2 separate regions of the Homo sapiens genome follow, and region 2 is linked to region 1. Evidence: chromatin loops called from intact Hi-C (ENCODE). Cell type or tissue: OCI-LY7. All regions are shown on one strand. Each heading gives the region's core, and the rest is flanking DNA. Links, peaks and the distances in the headings are about the cores only.

Region 1 (8,123 bases), core at 1,911-5,910:
TTGCTTATGTATAGCATATTCCACTATCTGAAGACCTCATACTTTTTAAATTTTATTGTTAGCAGATAGATGAGTTATTTTCAGTATGGGATTATTACAAACAGTGAAGCTAATAAAATCCTGGTTGGTACATCCTTATGTATATTTGCACAAGTTTCTCTAGGGTTTATACCTAGGAGTAGAATTGGTAAGCCATAGAGTATGTCCATATACTATCTGTTTCTTAAAGAATATTCAAAACAGGAAAAAATAACCTTTACTGGGAGTGCAATTTAGTGTGTACAGTGGCTTCCTAACCTCTAATTTCTACACAGCATACCTCCAGTGTGTGAATTGTAATGCTGTTCAGCCCCGGGAAGGAAAGAGGCAGAAGCTTTTGATTCTTCTTAGAGCGTACCCTTCCATATTTGCTTCTTGAAGAGCATAATCTCCCTAAGTTTTCTCTTTTTTTCAACAAATAAAGCCAATTCCTTTTGTCATTTCTTCATAGGGGCTATTCCCAATGCCTCTAACCATATTTCAATTGCTTTCTTTCAGAGTGCCTCCAAATTTTCAAATCTAGGGTCACCATGCAATTTGTTATCCACAACAGGTCAGTTTGGGGAATAGAAAGAAGTGCTAAAATAATGAACAGTTTTAACTGATTTACCACAGAGGTAAACTAGATCATCCCAGGCAAACCAAAATGCACTGTCTCCTTATTCATATAACACTAACTGTGTGTGTTCTCAAATCAAGTAAGGAATGCCTATGGAGGACTGACTTATATTAAATATTAAAGAAGAGTTGTCGGCTGCATTACACATTCCTATTTGTAATCCCAGTCTCAGGGACTTTCTTATGACTATATTATGCGTAAGTAACAGCACATAAACAGGAAGGGCCAAATATTGGTCTCTTCGTGGCAATGAGGTAATTTTACCTAGGTTTCAATTGTGTCCTTTAGGGAAATGGTGACTGCGTATTTAATCCTCAACTTAGTAATAAACACAAATCTCAATAGTATTTAGTATTCAAAGGAGATTTTTCAAAGGTACTAGCTGGTTGCTAAGTAACTATGAGAAAGAAAGTGAAATAGGGAAGATTTTCCCAACTTCTCTTGTATTTACTGATTCAGAAAACAGTTCTCTTTTACATAGGACTTGTCTGACAATTTGTACTTGGAAAATTGAAAGTGTGACATTTCTACAAGCAGAAATATGCAAAAACTATCTTAGGCACAAAGAAATACCACAGGATTAGTATTTGTTTTTACAGAACAGTCTATCAGGCATCTCACTGTTTAAAAAAGTGAAATGTCTGGATTAAAATGCAAAATGTTTGGGGAAAAGTCTAATTGCCTCAGAAATATTTGGATTTTCTCAAGTAGTTTGTTAATAATAATACTATTGCTAAAAGCCACTAATTACTAAAAAGCTACCTTGTGGTTGTCACTGAATTTCAAACTTTGGTTACATTATCTAATAAAATCCCCTTAACAATTTTGTAAATTAGAAATTTGCTATTTAAGATAATGAAGCTCGAATGGTTAAATAAATTACTTCTCAGTTCCAAGTTAATAAATGGCTGAGCTGATACTGGAACTCAAGATCATTTAACTACAAAGGTCTTCTATTTTTTTATAAAATATTCTGAGGCTCCAATTTTGTTTGCTGCATCATAAAAGATGCTACAGTTCAAATAACATTAAATTAATCTAGATAGAAAATATACTGCCAAGTCTGGAGGATACTAGGTTACCAAAACAACAATTCAAAATGATGTCAATAGAGATGTGGGGGCCAGCTTTTTAACAAATAAATTTTATTTTGTATATTTGAGGTTTACAACATTATGTTATGGGAACTAAAGGAATAATAAAATAGTTACTATAGTGAAGTAGATTAACATATCGATCACCTCATGTAGTTATTTTTATATCCTTTTTTGTTAAATTTACTTATTTAACAAAATCTCTAATATAATACAATTTTATTAGCTATAATTCTCATGTTGCGCATCTCTAGATGTCTAGACGTGCTCACTCTACATATCTGCTACTTTGTATCCTTTGACCTATTTCTCCCTATTTCTTCCTTCTCCCGCACCCCACTGTTCTCTATCTCTGTATACAGTCGAGCATCAGTAATGATGTTTTAGTCGACAACGGACTGCTTATACAACAGTGGTCCCATAAGATAATAATGGAGCTGGAAAATTTCCATAGTCTAGTGATGTTGTAGCAGTCACAATACATTACTTAAGTGTTTGTGGTGATGCTGGTGTAAACAAACTTACTGTGCTGCCAGTCATGTGAAAGCATAGTACATTCAATGATGTACCACACATAATACTTAATAATGATAACAAATGAGTGTTACTGGTTATGTGTTTACTGCATTATATATTTTTATTGCTAGTTTAAAATATATTCCTATGTATTCAAAAAAAGTTAACTGTAAAACAGCCTCAGCCAGGTCTTTCAGGAGGTGTTCCAGAAGAAGGCATTGGCATCACAGGAGACGACAGCTCCACAAGTATTATTGTCCCTAAAGGCCTTCCAGTGGGACAAGATGTGGAGGTGGAAGACCGTGATATTCATGATCCTGACCCTGTGTAGGCCTAGGCTAATGGGTGGGTCTGTGTCTTCATTTTTAACAAAAAAGTTTAAATAGAAAAAAAAGCAACATTTAAAAAATAGAAAAGCTTACAGAGTAAGAATACAAGGAAAAATTTGTTTGTGGAGCTGTATAATGTGTTTGTGTTTTAAGATGTCATTACAAAAGAGTCAAAAAGTTTTTTTTAATTAAAAATGTATATAGTTAACAAGATACCGTAAACTTAGCTTATTATTTTAGAAAGAAAAATTAATAAATTTGGTGTAGCCTAGGTGTACAGTTTTTTAAAGTCTACAATAGTGTACAATAATGTGTTAGTCTTTCACATTCACTCACCACTCACTCACAGACTCACCCAGAGCAACCCCGAGTCCTGCAAGCCCCATTCATGGGAAGTGCCCTATAGAGGTATGCCATTTAAAAAAATCTATTATGCCATATTTTTACTGTACCTTTTCTATGTTTAGATACACAAATACTTATCATTATATTACAGCATGCTGTACAGGTTGGTAGCCTAGGAGCAATAGGTTATGCCGTGTAGGTGTGTAGTCTGTAGTAGGCTTTACCATCTCGGTTTATGTAGGTATATTCTGTGCTGTTCACACAACAATGAAATCACCTAACAATGCATTTCTTAGAATATATCCCCATTGTTAAGTGATGCGTGGCTGTATTTGACTGTTTTATTTTGGATTCCACTATAAGTGAGATCATGCACTATTTTATTTCTGTATCTGGCTTGTTTCACTTAGCATAATGTCCGCAAGGTCCATCCACTTTGTAGCAAATGGCAAATTTTTAAGGCTGAATAATATTTAACAGCATATGTATCACATTTTCTTTATACAGTTGCCTGTTGATGGATACTAGGTTGTTTCCATATCTTGGCATTGGGAATAATGCTGCACTGAACTTGGGAGTGCAGATATCTTTATGAAGTGCTAATTTCAGCTCCTTTGGATATATACCTAGAAGAGGGATTGCTGGATTGTATGGGAGTCCCATTTTTCATTTCTTTAGGAATCTCCATACTGTTTTCCATAATGGCTATACCAATCTGCATCCCCACCAACTGTGTACTAGAGTTCCCTTTTCTCCACACCCTTGCCAATGCTTATCATCTTTTGGATAATAGCAGTCCTAAGCATATGACTAAGAAGAGTGGCTATTAGACCCTCTCAGGGGGTGGCGGGGCAGGGAAATGAGAGAAGAAAATTTAATTTTGAAATTAAAAACTAGTGACTTACTGACTTATTTAAGTCTAGATTTTAAAGTATTCACTAAGCACCAAATAGGGGCACAGCCAACATATCAAAGCATTGATATTCACCAAGAATGAAGAAGTTTTAATGATGGCTACCATCTATGATTAGTCCAAACTCTGCCTCTATTTCTTAGATGGTTGCAGAAAAAGCAAAAGAGTCCTCTAGATCAGAGGTTATCAAACTCTGCCCATGGGCCACCTGCCTGTTTTTATAAATAAAGCTTATTGGGATACAGCCAGGACCACTAGTATTTTGTCTATGGCAGCTTTCACACTGCAATAGCAGGGTTAAGTAGATACAATAGAAACCAAATGGCTTCCAATCCTAAAGTGTTTTCTACCTTCCTTTCTAAAAAAATGTTTGCCCACCACTGCTCTAGATCAGAGTTTCTCAGCCTCAACACAACTGACATTTTGGGTCACACAGTTTTCTGTTTTGTGGGGCTTGCCTGTGCAGGTGCTTGGCAGCATTTGTGGCCTCTACCCACTAGATGCCAGTAGTCCTCCAGCAGGTGGGCCAACCAAAATATCTCCAGACATATTAGATGTCCCCTGGGGATAATGTCACCCCTATTGAGAATCACTGCTCTAGATAAGCAGCATTTTTTTTCTAAGCTTACTGCAAATTTCTGACACAAATTGATCTTCCATATCTATCTGCATAGAAACATATGAAGGAGCCAACTTGACAAAATCTTTATTGAAAACACAGAAATAATTTAAAAACAAACAATCTACAAACTCTCACCTCCACCCAGTCTGCCCAACAAAACATACTTGTACTCATACACCCTGTCTTCTCTCTCTTACAGTAACTGTTGGTCCTCCTTTCTAAGGCTAATTCCTCCATCCCAACACAATCTCATTCTCTCTTAGCTAATCAAGGACTTCACTACAGTAACTCTTTCCCCACTGCATCACCAATTTTTCTTTACTAGGTCAGATCCATTAATAACATGTAGCTATTATTTCTCGAATCTTAAACAAAATAAACCTTCCTCTTCCTCACATCCCCTTCTAGTTACTGTTCACATTTCTTGGATACCATTTATAGAAAACCTCGTTGAGAGCAATGAGAACACATGGACACAGGGAGAGGAACGACACACACCGGGACCTGTCACGGGCGAAGGCGGAGGGAGAGCATCAGGATAAATAGCTAATGCATGCAGGGCTTAATACCTAGGTGATGGGTTGATAGTTGCAGTAAACCACCATGGCATGCATTTGCCTGTGTAACAAACTAGCACATCCTGCGCATGTATCCGAGAACTTAAAATAAAATAAAGTTTTTTTAAATGAGAAAACCTTGTTGAGAGATATAACCCTTCAGATTCTAGAATTATGATGAATTCAAATGCAGTGCATAAGAAATCGATACCAAGATCTATCTAATGAAACTGAAGGCCGGATGCTATGGTACAGGCCTGTAATCCTGGCACTTTGGGAGGCCAAGGTGGGCAGATCACTTGAGGTTAGGAGTTCGAGATGAGCCTGGCCACAATGGTGAAACCCAGTCACTACTAAAAACACAAAAATTAGCCAGGCATGGTGGTGAGCACCTGTAAGCCCAGCTACTTGGGAGGCTGAGATAGGAGAATCACTTGAACCCAAGAGGCGAAGGTTGCAGTGAGCCGAGATCATGCCACTGCATTCCAGCCTGGGTGACAGAATGAGACTCTGTCTCAAAAAAAAAGAAAAGAAAAGAAAATGAAGAGCACCAGTGACAAAAAGGTTAACCTAAAAGCAGTCAGAGGGGGGGAAAAAAAGCAGTTAACCTACAAAGGAAACTATTGATTTCTTATAGCAACAGTGAAAGCCAGAGGAAAGCTGAATAATATCTTGGCAGTGCCTGGGCAAGGAAAGGGTGCTGCCTACTCTTGAAGGCTCCACTGAAGGGTGAAGCCTCCACTGAAAGGGTCGCATCCTTCTGCGGTGCTAACTTAGTTGTATCATCTTTAAAAGACAAATAATGACAGTTAACACAGTACTTGCATTGCTTACCTTATAGTGCAATCACTTCATGTTGCAACAACGGAGGTAGTCTGGTCTCAGCATCTAGGCAGGTAACAATTCATCTATATCCTGCTTTTTGTGGTATTAGAAGCAAGGGTACCTGCTTAGAATGAAAGGGTGGAGATGCTTCAGGCAGGGAATAGAGAGTGGCTCAGTAGCTCTGCATCCCCTTTACTGTTTTGTCTAGAAAATACTCTTTTGGCAGCCTGTGTTATCAGCACTTTGACAGTACTCAGTGGAAACAATGAGCTAAAAGTTTCTGCATACTCTTTAATCCCCAGAGTACCTACAGCACACAGTATACTTCCCAAAAGTGGTGTCTGTAACTCCAAGGAAACGCAAATTAAAAAAGTAGCAGAGCTGCATAATGGTAGAGAGTGATGATGTCAATACAATAATGCAATATGAAACACTATTTTTAGGAGGATATTTTAGGAAGTAAATATTTCAGTAACCTGAGGCTGCACTGTCTTCAAGATCTCAGCTCCAGTGTTTCTTATAATTAATTTGCTAATAGTGTCAAAGATTCAAAGTTTGACATCAATCCACTATTTCAAGTTCATCCCTTTACAAACATCATTTCCACTCATTTGGCTTTCCAGAAATGTTTAGTGGAGTGGGAGATAAAGGAATGGATGCTAAAGTCAACAAGAATAGATTAATAAATAACCAGAAGTCTATTTTCTGTGCCACACTCATTAATGGTGGACTATCACTGCTGCTCCTTTTACTGTTGCAGGATTGTGAATGACTGAGAGTGCTTATGAGTTGTAATGTTGTAATCAATTTTGTTTCATTTTTAAATTTTAAAGATGAATAAATGTTTAATTCAGAAGAAAGCAAATATAAATGAATAAATTATCAGTGGTGGATCTTCTCTGAAGTACACAAATGAGATTAATGCTCTAAGCACTTCTGTTCATAACACACAGTATTGATCAAATTAAGAGCAGGCAAAACAAAGCACAGGTGAAAATTCCAAAACCCTGTTTAGGTTAATGACATTAAAATCTGTAAACTTTACATACTGGATATTTTAAATTGTTAAGTTATACTATAACATTCATCTTTTAAAACGTATACAATTCACCAGTTTTTATACACTCACACAGTATTTTACCACCCCAAGAAGAAACCCCATACCCATAAGCAATCACTCCACATACCCTTATACTTCAGCCCTTATCAATTACTAATCAATTTTCTCTACAGATTTGCCTATTCTGGACATTTTACATAAGTGGAATAACACAATATATGGCCTTTTTTGTGTCTGGCTTCTTTCACATAGCCCGATGTTTTTAAGGTTTATCCAAGTTGAGACATGTATCAGTACTTCATTCATTTTTTATTGTCAAGTAGCATTTCATATATGAATTGATATAGTTTGGCTGTGTCCCCACCAAAATCTCATCTTGAACTGTAGCTCCTATAATTCCCACATATTGTGGGAGGGACCCAGTGGGAGGTAATTGAATCACAGGGGCAGAACTTTCCTGTGCTGCTCTCTTGATAGTGAATAAGTCTCACAAGATCTGATGGTTTTATAAAGGGTAGTTCCCCCACATATGCTGTCTTGCCTGCCACCATGTAAGGTGTGCCTTTCTCCTCCTTTGCCTTCCCCCATTATTGTGAGGCCTTCCCAGCCATGTGGAACAGTGATTCCATTAAACCTCTTTTTCTTTATAAATTACCCAGTCTCAGATATGTCTTTATTAACAGCATGAGAACTAATATAGTAAATTGGTACTGGTAGAATGGGGTGCTGCTGTAAAGATACTTAAAAATGTGGAAGTGACTTTGGAACTGGGTAACAGGCGAGGTTGGAACAGTTTGGAGGGCTCAGAAGAAGATAGGAAATGTGGGAAAGTTTGCAACTTCCTAGAGACTTGGAGGGTTCAGAAGACAGGAAGATGTGGGAAAGTTTGGAACTTCCTAGAGATTTGTTGAATGGATTTGACCAAAATTCTGATAGGGATGTGAAAAATGAAATCCAGGCTCAGGTGGTCTCAGATGGAGATGAGGAACTTCTTGGTAACTGGAACAAAGGTCACTCTTGCTGTGCAAAGAGACTGGCAGCATCTTGCCCATGCCCTAGAGATCTGTGGAACTTTGAACTTGAGAGAGATTATTTAGGGTATCTGGCAGAAGAAATTTCTAAGCACCAAAGCCATCAAGAGGAAGCAGAGCAGAAAAGTTTGAAAAATGTGCAGCCTGGTGATGCAGTAAAAAAGAAACAAACA
Region 2 (8,123 bases), core at 1,399-5,398, 940 kb after region 1:
TTTTCTTGTTTCTAGTAATTATGCTGATGGGAAAATCTGTCTGTCTTTACAGATTTGGCTACTGTTTTAGAACAACAAAAAAGCATCTTACCTACTTTAATCATTAGCACTGATGAATATTTTCGGTTATTACCAGCTAATTAAATTACAAGATTAAATGATTGTCATAGAAATGTGGAAAACTGGGTGTGTCACTCATAGGGAAAAAAAAGACTAACTAAATACAACAGCAAAGACAATGAAGAACAATGAAGAGAAAGGGGGAAGGAGGAGGAAGAGGAACCCACACTCACTAATATTTGAACATCACAATAGGGATAGAAAGAAAGACTGTAAAGCTGGGTCTGAAGTTTTTATTGAATCAGAAGTGACCATGAACTTCACAAATAGCAATAACTGGTGTATTGGGTGATATGAGTGCAGGGTATGATGGTTGCCGTTAAAATTGTGGTAATTTTTAATGCAGCAATAGGTGGCTAATACATGGTTATACACATATATCAAAGACTAGCAAATTTACACTTTGAATTTGTGCAGTTAACTGTACTTCAATTATCCTTCAATAGAGTGGTGAAAATTTAAAAAAGAAAGTATGTAAAGTGGTTTAAAAAATAAAATAGAAATTCTAGAAGCAAGGAGTATAATGACTAAGACCCAGAACTCAATAGATGTGCTTAAGAACACATTAGATACAGACTAAAGGAGAATAAGCAAAGTTGAAAATAGATTAGAAGATAATATCCAGACTAAAGCATGGAGACAAAAAAAATGGGAAAAAAAAGTACAGTTAAGACCTATGAGACACGTTGAACATGACCAACGTACTTGCCAGTGGTTCTCAGAAGTAGGAGATAAAGAGATTTGGAAATAATTAAAAACTCAAATCTTAACGGCCAAAAGAATCCCTAAAGGGAAAAGTTTAAGTCAAGACTCAGGAAGTCCTAAAAAGACTAAGTAATATAAATACAAAGAAAACTGCAGCTAGACACATCATAGTAAAGCCAAAGACAAATATAATGCAATAATATAATGCAATAAAAGTGAAATAAAGACTGCTATACAAAGCAATATGGACAAATCTCACATACACTCACAAAATTTAGACCAAAGAAGTCTGGTACACAAATTACGTGGTTAGTTTTCAGCTATCCTATTAATATACAGTAAGAAAAGAACAATTTTAAAAAGCAATATATGGTGTTGGAAGTAACCAATGTGGTTATCTGTGGTGAGGAGAGTTGGCCATGATTGTGACATGCTTCTGGCAGGGTTTGTGGATTGCTAGTAATATGAAAAATGCTTGATCTGAATAATGGTGATATGACTGTGTTTACTTTGTGATATTTCAGCAAGTGTACATTCATTGTTTAAGAACATTTAAACATGTATTTTAAGCTTCAATAAAACTTTATTAAAATCATTGAATGGTCTGTACCATCGGTCACACATATAATGGCCATTAAATATGGCTTTAGCCTTCTCTTGGATAGACTATAATCTATGATAGGAATATAAGCTGATAAGAGAAAAGCAGTCAAAATTTAGATCTGTACCGTGTTCATTGTGCTTTCCTACTTTTAGATACTCTTTACATCACAGGCAGTTAATTTACACTTTTATTTATTCTATTTAAGTTTATAATACTAAAGATATTCTTCAAATATTTTACCTTTAAGGTTTTGTCAGTTCTATGTATCGACAACTGAACATTGAAAAGTGGGTAGGGAGGGAGCACTGCACAGCACTGCTAGACAAATATTGGCAGTTGGCAATGTCAAGCCATGCGGGACAGCTTTATAACCAGAAAAAAACATTTCCTGCTACTTTCGTTTTAAAATTTTGCTATTGTTGCAAATTAATAAATCTAGTTTTTTTCTCAAACTTTTGGGGTTTTGTTTTGTTTTGTTTTTTGAGATGGGGTCTTGCTCTGTTACCCGGCTGGTCTCAAACTTCTGAGTTTGAGGCAAGTGGTGCCTCTTGCCTCAGTCTCTTGAGTAGCTGGGACTACAGGCATGTTCCACCATGCCCAGCATAAAATTTGTGTTATAATTTCTAATAAATCAATGTAATAAACCTGATCACATTGGTGATCAGGTTTCAACGTCCGAATTTTGGAGGAACACAAACATTTAGTCACACACAGAGTTTTTCTAAACTTAACATAAAAATGTTAATGCTTCATGATTTCTGATTAATATCATGCTTAAGCTACCCATTGTTTTAGTCAGGGTTCTCCAGAGAGACTGAATTAATGCGGAATATAGACATCGACATAGATATAGATAAAGATACAAATATAGATATATGACAGGAGGTTCATTAAAGGAATTGGCTCATTGGTTATGGAAGCTGAGAAGACTCAAGATAGGCTGTCTGCAAGCTGGGGAACCAGGGAGGTCAGTAGCACGTGGTTCAGTCCAAATCTAAAGGCCTCAGAACCCAGGAAGCTGATGGTGTAACTCTCAGTCTGAAGACAAAGGTAACGAGAATCCAGGGAGTTGTTGGTGCAAGTCCCAGAGTCCGAAGGGCAGAAGCCCTGGACTTTTGATGTCTAAGGGCAGGAGAAGAAGGGCATCCCAGCTCCAGGAGAGAAAGTGAATTCACCTTTCCTCTGTCACTTTCTTCTGCCCAGGCAGAAGATGGGTGTAATTTGATGACACCCATCTACATTGAGGGTGGATCTTCTCTCAATCCACCGACTCGCACGCCAATCACCTCTGGAAGCACTCTCACAGACACACCCAGAAATAATGTTTTACTGGTCATCTAGGCAGCCCTCAAGCCAGCCAAGATGGCACCTAAAATTCACCACCACACTCTCTAAGATGATGATTTTGCTATTCAAAATAATTTTTGTTTATCTCTCAGCTAGTTGAGTTTGCATATCAGAGATTTGTGGGTTGTAAGAAATAGAACTGCAGACCTCAAGGACAAATTTTCTTACAATTTGAATAGTCATAGCCAGCCTTTTAGAATCTCTATGCCAATAGGGACCCCAAATGGATTAGTTTCATAACCTAAATTCCCTGAGTTACTTACTTTTTATCTTCTTTCAGCTGTATTACTTGATTAAAGTACATGAAATTCTAATACCCAGATACAGGTGGCTTCATCACCTGATTGGATTCGACTAATCTATTCACTGCTTGAATCTGTTATTAGTTCATTTACATATTCATCTCTGACAGAGCCAAATCAGAGATATGTGGATGGCATTTCATCCTACGTGATAGACATGCCCCTTGTCCTGCTTTGCTGTCGCAGATCAACATAAGAGCAAGCCTGTTTTTTAGTGAGCCTTTGAAAGTGACTGCTATCACAACTTTCTGTCTTAGGAACACTGTCTTTGTAGCAACACTCCAGGTTTACCCATTCTTGGCTCCTGGCCATGTCTGGTAGAATTGGAGACTCAACCAAGTTTGTGCTACCCTCTAGTGGCAGTTTTGTGTAAATCAGAGACGTTTAGTTACAAGTGAATTTTTACAGATCACTAACTGGAAAAAATATCCAAGTTGATGAAGTCTATGTACATGGAATTTATCTTTAAAACACACTTACTTAAAAAATACATATACTACAAAAATGTCTTTACGTACCTATAAAATTCTAGCGATGGCAAGGGCAATTTGGAGTCATATCAGCCAATTACTTGAAAGGAAGACTGTATGCTCGGGTAGCTGGTATGAATGTCACAGTTATAAACTTAAGTGCTCAAGACTCATAATTAAATTTCTGACTCCTAGTTCTGTTTCACTGATACATCACTCTGATAATTAAATCAATTCCACATATCAAATTTCTGTTTTGATCATCAAAATTCAAAGATGACCACCAAAGCTTTGAAACAAATAGTGTTCTAGAATTTTTACATCAATTTGTTGACTAATATACAGTATTTTTAGTAGCATAGAAAGATATCCAATGTTTTAACATGAGGTAAAAAACATTACTGGTAGTAAAAGAATGAGAATGACAAATAGAACACAATCAGAACTTTCTATTGTTGACAAAAATGCAGTTATTTATTAATAACTTTAAACAGAAGATCAAAATAACAGAAGTTTGGGGTTTTGTTTTCCTTTTAGGCATTTTGTGCGCTCCTTAATTAAGAAAGGAATACCTCCAGGATCTGATTTACCTTCCGTCAGTGAAACTGATGAAACTGCAACACATAGCCAGACAGACTTGAGTCAAATAACAAAAGCTACATCTCAGGTGACTATGTTACTCTTACTGTTGGCCCAACTCTTAATGAGACAAGATTTTTTTCCTTACATTGTGAAACATACTATACATACAAAAGAATGTATAACATGGATCTGAACAGTATAAAGAATAGTGTTAAAATAAATCTCTTATGTATCTATCACCTAGGTTAGAAAATAGTCATCTGCTATAGAAGTCCCCTGTGTGTTTCTTCTTGGTTGTATTTTCTGTCGGCCACTCAGATTTTGGTATTAAACAACTTCATATTTTTCTCATTTTGCCAATTATAATGTAACATCTTGTTTGTGAGATTCCTCCCTTTTGTTTCATGTCCTGTTCATTTCACTAACCAATGGTATTTATTGTATAAAATTATGCTACAAATGGTTTTTAGTCTATCACAGTGTTAGTGGCTGTATTAGTTGCTTCTTGTTTCTATTGTAAGAAATATTCTTTCTCACTATTCTTGCTTTTTGTTTCTTACTATTGTAAGCAACGGTACCATGATTTTTCTCAAATGTCCCTTGAAACAGGTACAAGAGTTTCTTTAGTTTCAGGGTTCATAACCCTTTACGTGCTATGGCTCCCCTTAACAATTTTTTAAAACTCTAACAGGTTGAAAACAACTCATCTTTTTCTCCATATTAATTAACTGAGAATTATTGATAAGGAACATAATTAGCACTGTGAGAGAACATACAACTTCACTATTTGGTGGTTGAATGACTACTAAGCATAGTTGCTATAGTTACCTAGCTATATAGGTCACAGGAGTATCTGTAGATGGGGAGATACGACCACATGAAATACAGCAACAGGTCTAATACCTGCTGTAATTTCAAAGTAGTAATCAGCTTACATATTCTTGTAAGATATTTGCAACAACTATAATATAATATAAAATATTGTGACATTTTGTGGATAGGGTCAGTTATTGCTCTCAACATTGTGACTACTTGCCTGTATTGACAAATTTGTAATTGAAAAAAAAATGCTGAGTGTCAAACATGTAATGTCTTTCTAACCATCCACATTAATGGATTTGTGAAATTTAACTATGAGCTTCATTGGATATCATATTAGGAAACCCTGTTCTAGGATATGAATCTAGGAGTCTAGTTAATAGGGCATTCATTCACCTCCTTGACCTTACAATAAAATGCCAAACCATTTTCTGAATGGGTGTAGTAATACCCACACCTGTCAACACCAAGAGTTTTCTTTATGACAGCATTTGATACTGTATGATGTTTGCTAATGTGGTGGGTATAAAATGGTATTTTATTTTTTATTATAAATGCATAATGTATTGACATATTAACCCATATATGCCTGAGGTTGCTATTTTTGGAATTTGAAAAATCAGACCTTGGCAATGACCTTGAACAGTAGGATGCTGAGCTTTCCAATGTAAAACAAATGTAAAGAAATCTTGCCTCCATTTATGTACCTCTCTATCCCATTTTCACCATTCTGCCCTCCGTAGGAAACTTTCAGGATTTTTTAATGTAAATGCAAAGAAACACACACACAATATTTCACAACTTCCTTTTTTTCTACTCAAAATTAAATAATCTTAAAAATACTTAATATATGCTGGAGATAATTCCAATCTACACCTAAAGAGTATCTTCATTCTTAAAGCTTCATAATTTTTTATTATGTAAATGAACTGTAGTTTATTTCTATCAATCTCTATAGATGAAATCTTGGGTTGATTTTAATCTTTTGCTATTATAAATACTACTGCTATGAATGAATTTGTACATGTAGTTGGATTGTTTGGCCAACAAATACAATTCTATTGGAATTTTAAAATAATTATTGCTAAATATACACGATAAGATTACACCCAGGTTGTATGAATATTTCCTTATAGCCACATGGAGTGTGTAGGGATTTTTTAAAAATTTTGCCAATCAGATTGGTAAGAAAAAGTAGTTCATTTTGCTTTTCCATTGAACTGGTTGTTATTGTGACTGAACAGCTTTGTATACATTTACTGCCATTTCTGTTTGTGCTGCTGTGCAATGCCTGCTTATGTCTTTTGCCTAATTTCCATTTGGGTTGTATGTTCCTATTTTACCAATTCATAGATGTTCTTTGTGAAATATGGAGACTTATTCTTTATTAGATATGTATTTCATATGTTCTAAGTTTATCTTTTCAATCTTGTCTTTTTAAAATTTATTTTTAATCGATAAAAAATATATGCATTTATAGTGTAAAACATGATGTTTTGAAATATATATATAGCTGAATAACTAAATTGAGCTGATTAATATATGTATTACTTCACGTTCCTTTCATTTTTTGTTGTGAGAACACTAAAATCTTCTGTCTTATCAATTTTCAAGAATACATTAACTATAGACCCCGTGTTGCAAATCAGATCTCTTGAATTTATCTCTACTAACTGAAACTTTGTATCCTTTGACCAGTATTTTCCCAATCACCCACATCTAGCCCCTGGTAACTACCATTCTACTTAGTATCTATTTTTCTGTGTGTGGCTTATTTAACTTCACATAAGGTCCTCCAGGTTTATCCTAGTTATTGCAAATGATAAAGTTTCCTTCTTTTTAAAGGCTGAATAGTATTCTATTTTGTATATATACCATATTTTCCTTATCCATTCATCTGTGGATGGACAATTAGTTTGATTTCATATTTTGGCTTTGTGAATAATGCTATAATGAAGATGGGAAGGCAGGTATCTCTTTCTTCTTTGACACACTGATTTCATTTCCTTTGGATACACACTCAGAAGGAGGATTGCTGGATCACATGATTGCCCTATTTTTAGTTTTTTTTTTTCAACCTCCATACTGTTTTCTACAGTGGCTGCACCATTCTACCTTCTCACCAGCAATATACAAGGTTTCCCTTATTTCCACATTCTTACTAACACTTATTTTTGTATTCTCGATAACAGCCATTTTAACAGGTGTGAAGTGATATCTCACTGTGGTCTTAATTTATGTTCCTCTGATGATTAGTGATGTTGAGCATTTTTTAAAACACATACGTTGGCCATTTGTATGTCTTCTCCTGAGAAATGCCTATTCAGATTCTTCGCTCATTTTTCAATTGGGTTGTTTCCTTGATGATGAGTTGTTTGAGTTCCTTATATGTTTTGAATATTAACCTCTTATCAGATGTATGATTTACAAATATTTTCTCCCATTCTATAGATTGTCTCCTTATAATTGCTTCCTTTTCTGTGCAAAAAAAAAAAAATTTAGTTTGATGTAATTCCTTCTGTCTGTTTGCAATTGTTGCCTGTGCTTTAGGGATTATTTCTTAAAACTTGTTGCCCAGGCCAAGTTCTTGGAGCTTATCCCTTATGTTTTCTTCTAATAGTTTCATACATTCAGCATACATTCAGGTCTTAAAGTTAAGTTCTTAATGCATTTTGAGTTAATTTTTGTATATGGTATGAGGTGACATTCCTCTTTTGTAAATGGATATCCCAAAATCATTTACTGAAGAGACTCTCCTTTCTTCCATTGTGTGTTCTTGTCAATCTTTTTCGACCATAATAGTTTGAATTTATTTTTGACTCTCTACTCTGTTCCATTGGTCTATTTTTATGGTGATATATGCTGTTTGGGTTACTATAGCTTTGTAGTGTATTTTGAAGTCAGGTAGTGTGATGCCTCCTGCTTTGTTCTTTTGCTTTAGCTATTTAGGGTCTTTTGTGGTTTCACATGGATTTTAGGATGTTTTTAATATATCTGTCTAAAATCTCATCAGAATGTTGGTAGATTACATTGAATCTGTACATTGCTTTGGCTAGTATGTGAAAAATCTCATCAGAATGTTGATAGATTACATTGAATCTGTACATTGCTTTGGCTAGTACAGCCATTTTAACAATATGAATTCTTTCAGTTCATGAACATGGGACATCTTTC

The links. Peaks named below come from ENCODE experiments on the same cell type or tissue, not always from the same donor. Only the 100,000 strongest peaks of a DNase experiment are listed, where the experiment ranks them.
Region 2: it touches region 1 in a loop (4-fold over the local background); 1 of 110 quality-filtered maps calls a loop at or near these places.

Annotation. Positions count from the first base shown.
Region 1 is chr6:145,757,419-145,765,541 of GRCh38, forward strand. The region is part of intron 1 of EPM2A-DT (EPM2A divergent transcript); the gene reads left to right. It overlaps LOC105378039 (a long non-coding RNA gene), which reads right to left and starts at 6,201. Exons shown (of 3, transcript XR_007059799.1): 1 at 5,869-6,201. In OCI-LY7, for the core only: CTCF peaks have their summits at 4,361 (motif pointing right) and 4,563; a DNase peak (open chromatin) is centred at 4,393.
Region 2 is chr6:146,696,856-146,704,978 of GRCh38, forward strand. It overlaps ADGB (androglobin), which reads left to right. Exons shown (of 36, transcript NM_024694.4): 13 at 4,086-4,215. Among named protein-coding and RNA genes, the nearest start is that of ADGB, 100 kb to the left of the region's middle. In OCI-LY7, for the core only: CTCF peaks have their summits at 3,436 (motif pointing left) and 3,649; a DNase peak (open chromatin) is centred at 3,406.